Regions from separate parts of the Homo sapiens genome. Here region 2 is linked to region 1. Evidence: chromatin loops called from intact Hi-C (ENCODE). Cell type or tissue: chondrocyte. All regions are shown on one strand. Each heading gives the region's core, and the rest is flanking DNA. Links, peaks and the distances in the headings are about the cores only. Region 1 has its middle 50 kb from the start of LRRC74A. Region 2 has its middle 3.4 kb from the start of CIPC.

What was found. A loop is a pair of places that touch in the nucleus more often than their neighbours do. Peaks named below come from ENCODE experiments on the same cell type or tissue, not always from the same donor. Only the 100,000 strongest peaks of a DNase experiment are listed, where the experiment ranks them.
Region 2: a loop joins it to region 1, with 7 times the contacts of the local background. A loop is called at or near these places in 42 of 110 quality-filtered maps.

The regions. Positions count from the first base shown.
Region 1 is chr14:76,874,835-76,877,748 of GRCh38, reverse strand. No RefSeq gene overlaps it. Among named protein-coding and RNA genes, the nearest start is that of LRRC74A, 50 kb to the right of the region's middle. In chondrocyte, for the core only: CTCF peaks have their summits at 1,329 and 1,552 (motif pointing left); no DNase peak of the experiment used is centred there.
Region 2 is chr14:77,093,413-77,096,326 of GRCh38, reverse strand. No RefSeq gene overlaps it. Among named protein-coding and RNA genes, the nearest start is that of CIPC, 3.4 kb to the left of the region's middle. In chondrocyte, for the core only: CTCF peaks have their summits at 1,249 and 1,451 (motif pointing right); no DNase peak of the experiment used is centred there.

The DNA of each region.
Region 1 (2,914 bases), core at 194-2,693:
CATTTACACTTTGGTATAAATAAATGTGCATTCTCCCCCTTTACCCCAGATAATTTGCCTTCTGTTTTTTCCCTACTAATTTCTAGAAGGGGTTATTTCTTGCATCACAGTGCACTTGGGAAAGGCATTTTGGGGCTGTGGGTTTTACAGTCTTTTTTTTCTTTTTCTTTTTTTTTTTTTTGAGACAGAGTCTTGCTGTGTCGCCCAGGCTGGAGTGCAGTGGCACGATCTCGGCTCCCTGCAAGCTCTGCCTCCCAGGTTCACGCCATTCTCCTGCCTCAGCCTCTCCGAGTAGTTGGGACTACAGGCGCCCGCCACCATGCCCGGCTAATTTTTTGTATTTTTAGTAGAGACGAGGTTTCATGGTGGTCTCGATCTCCTGACGTGATCCGCCCGCGTTGGCCTCCCAAAGTGCTGGGATTACTAAGCATGAGGCACCACGCCCGGCCTACAGTCTTGAAATAACACTTAGTAGACTGAAGACCCACTGTGGGGCAAGGACTCAAGGAGAGAGAAGCCCAAAGAACTGCCTCACACTCCTCAAAATCAGAGGGGGTGGGTGGCAGCCTCCTGGGTTTGACAGAGAGGGAAGGAAGGGATAGCATCTCACCCACGTTTATTATGTGACCACAGCTGGCTGCTCCAAGGACAGGGAAGAAGAGAGAGGCGTGGAGAAATAGACAAGCTACTCGCAAGGTTGTAGTTGTATTCAGAAGGTGTCTGGTTGCTTGCCTGGACTTCCCTTCCTGCAGCTACTAGATGTGGCAGGTGGGCCAGAGTTGCTGAGAAGCTAAAAAAACTCAAGCTGCAGGGACCTGCACTGCAGTGAGGCCCCTTCCAAGGCCCTGGGGGGATTTGATGCTTATGGTCTTGTCAGCTTTAAGAAAATGTGTCATTTGTTGTGATTCTTCCCCCTCATTCTAAACATCCACTTTCTATCCCTAACATTGTATTTGTGAATTTGTATTTTTTTCTTTTTTTTTGAGACAAAGTCTCATTCTTGTCCCCCAGGCTGGAGTGCAATGGTGCCATCTCAGCTCACTGCAACCTCTGCCTCCCGGGTTCAAGTGATTCTCCTGCCTCGGTGCCTCCTGCCCCCCAACCCTGAATAGCTGGGATTACAGGTGCCTGCCACCATGCCTGGCTAATTTTTGTATTTTTAGTAGAGACACGGTTTCACCATGTTGGCCAGCCTGGTCTAGAACTCCTGACCTCAGGTGATCCACCCGCCTCTGCCTTCCAAAGTGCTGGGATTACAGGCGTGAGTCACCGCACCTGGCTGTATTTTTTTTTTAAAGAGGGCCCCTAAATTGTATAAGCTCAGCTCCCACAGAACCTGGACGTCGCAGGGAGGCTGAAGGCTATGGCCCAGGCTCCCCTGGTGCAATCTGTGTCACTGAAGCTGGCTGCATTGCTGCTTTTCTGAGGGCACCTAATAAGAATTTGATTTCCCTGAGCCAGTGTGGGGTCCTATTTTCTTCTGTGCATCTCAACTGAGCCTTAGGGAGCTGGGAAAGGCTATGGAGATGGGGTACTTGTGGGGTTGGAGCACCCTCTGCTGGGAAAGCAGAGGTACAGCCGGGAGTGGCTGCACTGAATCAGGGTTGTTAGACACAGGTCAGAAAGCAGGAGGGGCTTGGACTTAGCTCACAGACAAGCCCCTCTTTTGGGGCATGGGCACATTGGAGCACACACACCTCATCTCTGAAATTCAAATGCGAGTATGCTGCTGTGTACATGTGCTCCATTTCCATCCCACCTGGAGGAATACCAACAGGAGTAACCGCAATTCAGTTCTGACACTAACCCCCCTAGGGTTGGCAGCAGACTTTAGTTTTCGGGCTCAGTCCTCCACAAAACTGCCTCTGTTTCAGTACCAGCTGCAAGTTGGGCACCCAGACCACCTGCACTTCTGACCAGCCAGCTACAAATTTGAGCATCCCCACTGCTTCCCCAGTTTTGATAATTTGCTGGAATGACTCAAAGCTCACTGAAAGCACGATACTGTGCTTATAAAATCACAGCTTTATTACAAAGATACAGCTCGGGAACAGGCACACGAACAGTGACAGAGGGCAAGGTCTGGGAGGGAGCACAGAGCTTCCATGTTCTCTTCCCATGGAATCAGGGATCGCCAGCCTCTGGCATCTCAATGTGTTCACCAACCAGGGAGTTCTGCAGAGCCTCAGTGTGCAGAGTATTTACTGGGGTTTCATTGCCTAGGCTTGCTTGAGTGAACACTGGCCACATGACTAAACTCAATCTCCAGCCCCCTCTCTCCTTCCTGGAAGTCTATTGGCCAAAAGTACCAACCTCTAATCCTGTGGGTGGTCTTTCTGGTGACCAGCACCTGCCTAAAGTGATCTAGGGGTCCACCCTGAGCCACCTCTTTAGCATAACAAAGATTTTCATCTCTCAGGAAATTACAAGGGTTTTGAAGCTCTGTGCCAAGAACCGGGAAGAAGACCAACTATATTCTTTATCATCAAATAACACATCCACACAAGCACAAATCATGTCTCAGGTAGCCTGGACCCCACAGCATTTAGCCAGTCACTCTGTTTCATCCACAGACTGCCTAGGGTGGTGGCAACACAAGCCAAAGCCCTCTGAGGGTTCCCTGGATGACCTTCCATAAAAGGAGCTCCCGGGCCTGGGGCAGCCTCACCCCAGCTGCCCTTGGGTTCCCTCCCCTCCAGGACACCTGCTTCTTGAAGAATGGTTCAAGGCCACTGGGCAGGAGTTCGTGTTTAGGGCACAGGCTGGCCTTGCCAGTCATTGTGTTCTTTTGTTTAAAACAAAACAAAACAAATCCCAAGCCCCCACTTGGCAAGGCAGGCCTGGTCGCCTGAGGACACCACAGCTGCCACCATAGTCAGACACCAGAGGCTGCAGTTTGCATCGTGAACCTGCA
Region 2 (2,914 bases), core at 288-2,787, 220 kb before region 1:
GGTAAATCTTTAAGGATAGCTAAAAGTTGGATTTGCAGTAATGGAAGTGGGTGAGAGTACGACGCACACAAAGCAAAAAAAGAATCAATGAAATAAGCAAAAGCATGAGGTGTGGTCCTATCTTAGTTTTCCGAAGGGGCAAATAAATAAACTATGAGAGGAATGAATTAATGGCATTTGCAGCAACCTGGATGAGATTGGAGACTTATATTCTAAGTGAAGTAACTAAGGAATAGAAACCCAAACATCGTATGTTCTCACTCATAAGTGGGAGTTAAGCTATGAGGATGTAAAGGCATAAGGATGATACAGTGGACTTTGGGGACTCAAGGGGAAAGGGTGGGAAGGGGGTGAGGGATAAAAGACTACAAATTGGGTGCAGTGTATACTGCTCAGGTGATGGGTTCACCAAAATCTCACAAATCACCGCTTAAGAACTTACTCATATAACCAAAATGCCACCTGTTCCCCAAAAACCTATGGAAATAAAAAATTTAAAAAACAGCAGCATGGATACTAGGCTTAATACCTGGGTAACGAAATCATCTGTACAACAAACCGCCATGACACAAGTTTACCTATGTAACGAATCTGCACACGTATCCCTGAACTTAAATAAAAAACAAAACAAAAATAAAATTCAAAAAAAAAAAGAATAAAAGTCTGCCTTCAAATAACTTACAATCTGATATGGGAAATAAGACATGATGTAATAAGCAATATGAAAGAGAATGGGATAACTACCAAAAGATTCTGAACAAAACAATAACATTAAGGGAGAAAAAAAAAACTTTCTTTTTCGGTTGTTGGAGTAGAAAGAGACCAGCAGGTAAAGCTTTAAAGACAGCTTGAAAGTTGGGTTTGCAATAATGGAAGCAGGTGAGGGGATAATGCATACCAAGCAAAAAAGAATCAGTGAAATATGCGAAAGCATGAGGCCCTCTTAGTCCTCCGAAGGGGCAAATAAACCAAACTTCCTTGACTTTACCTACATCTTGAGCAGACAGCCATGCTGTACCAATAACTTAAGCTTCAGACAAGTATTGTAATGGAACCAAATGAATCAAGACTAATGATAGGCATAATTTTTATGATTATTTTATGCTATGATTCTATATAATTAGATATACAGAATAAGCAATTCATGAAGATTGATAGTGAATATTTTTATGTAGCTAAACCACCGTAAACGTTTTTCTTCCTTTCCTATTAATTTACCAAGATTTGTAAATCAGCATCTATTGATAGTTTACTGGTGCCACGAATTCTTTAACCTTCACTCACTTTACTCTCTTTACTCTTGGTTGGAGTAAGGACCCTATGATGGATGGGGTAAGGACCCTGTGATGGATAGTGGGTTCTGAAGCACCTATTCTTCTTGCTGTAGGGTCCTTTCCAATTCAAGTTCTCCCCAGTACCATTGTGGTCTAGGTTCGGTTTCCTACCACCACAACCAGCAGGGGGAGACATGCGCCCTTAAATCCTACATTTAGGGACTTGCGAATGTTTCTTTTTTTTTCCCATCTACTTCTTGAAATTGTAACCTGCCTATCCGTGTGAGGATTTGAGTTTTTAACCCTGCCTAGGATACCATGAAGAGTCAGCCATGGGCCGAGTTTTATTTGAAGATATTTTAAGTGTATTATGTTATACAATTTAAAATATTTATAAACGATTGTTTAATAATTGTTGAATTTAAAATTAAAGTCATTTAAAAATATTTAAAAGTGGGCCAGGCGCAGTGGCTCACACCTGTAATCCCAGCACTTTGGGAGGCCAAGGCGGGCAGATCACTAGGTCAGGAGTTCAAGACCAGCCTGGCCAACGTGGTGAAACCCCGTCTCTACTGAAAATACAAAAATTAGCTGGGCATGGTGGCATGCGCCTTTAATCCCAGCCACTCAGGGGGCTGAGGCAGGAGAATTGCTTGAATCCAGGAGGCGGAGGCTGCAGTGAGCTGAAATTGTGCCACTGCACTCCAGCCTGGGTGACAGAGCGAGACTCCGTCTCAAAAAAAAAAAAAAAAAAAATTTAGAAGTAATTAAAATAGTGTAATAGGAGACGGTGAAAGTCAGTGATCTAGTTTCAAATTCCAGCTCCTATCAATATCATTTTACAAAAGAAGGGTCATTTTGATATCTTTTCCGTATACACAGAAGGGAAGATAGGACATAACCTCACAATTTAAAAATAGAATAATTTCGGGTGTATGAAAAACTTAAAGCTTTTAGTCTTATTTTTCCAGTTTGGCTGAAGACTGGTGAAAACATCACCACAAGGACTGGCAACAGTTCTTGGACTGGTGTTTGGGAACCATTGATTTCATTTTCCTGAACCTCAGTTTGGCCGTCTGTAAAATAGTTATCCTGTAGTTTGAATCTAGCATCTAGCATTATTGGTGCTGATCACTTCATAAGTCTTTAAATAGGATTTGATGGAGTGGTAAGTGTGTCTCATGGGTCAGTGAGAGAAGAGAGGGGCTCCAGCCTGTGTGGGCAGGGGGATCTACAGGTGCCAGATGGCAGAGGCAGAGGCCAGTGATAGTGGGATGTATGACCTTTTTTCCCTTAGCAGTCAGGTAACAAGGCCCTCACCAGCCAGACTGGTTCTTGGCTCATATTTTAGGGAAGTATTTGGCAGAGCAGGTACACTAAAAGGGTAATATTCAGGTTATGGTCAGGCTGTTCATATACAGGTGAAGGTTTTGATTTTAGAGACAGTGTAAACCCTTCCCACATAGCCCTCTGTCTTCTTGCTGATACTTGAAATTCCTTTAAGGAATTGCTTGACACCAAGATACTCTAGAACCCAAGACAAATTCTTCCATAACAACACGTAGTGCTTATTATTTGCCAGATGCTGTCCTAAGTGATTTGCCTACATTTATTCATTTAATCCTCCCACTGTCTATGAG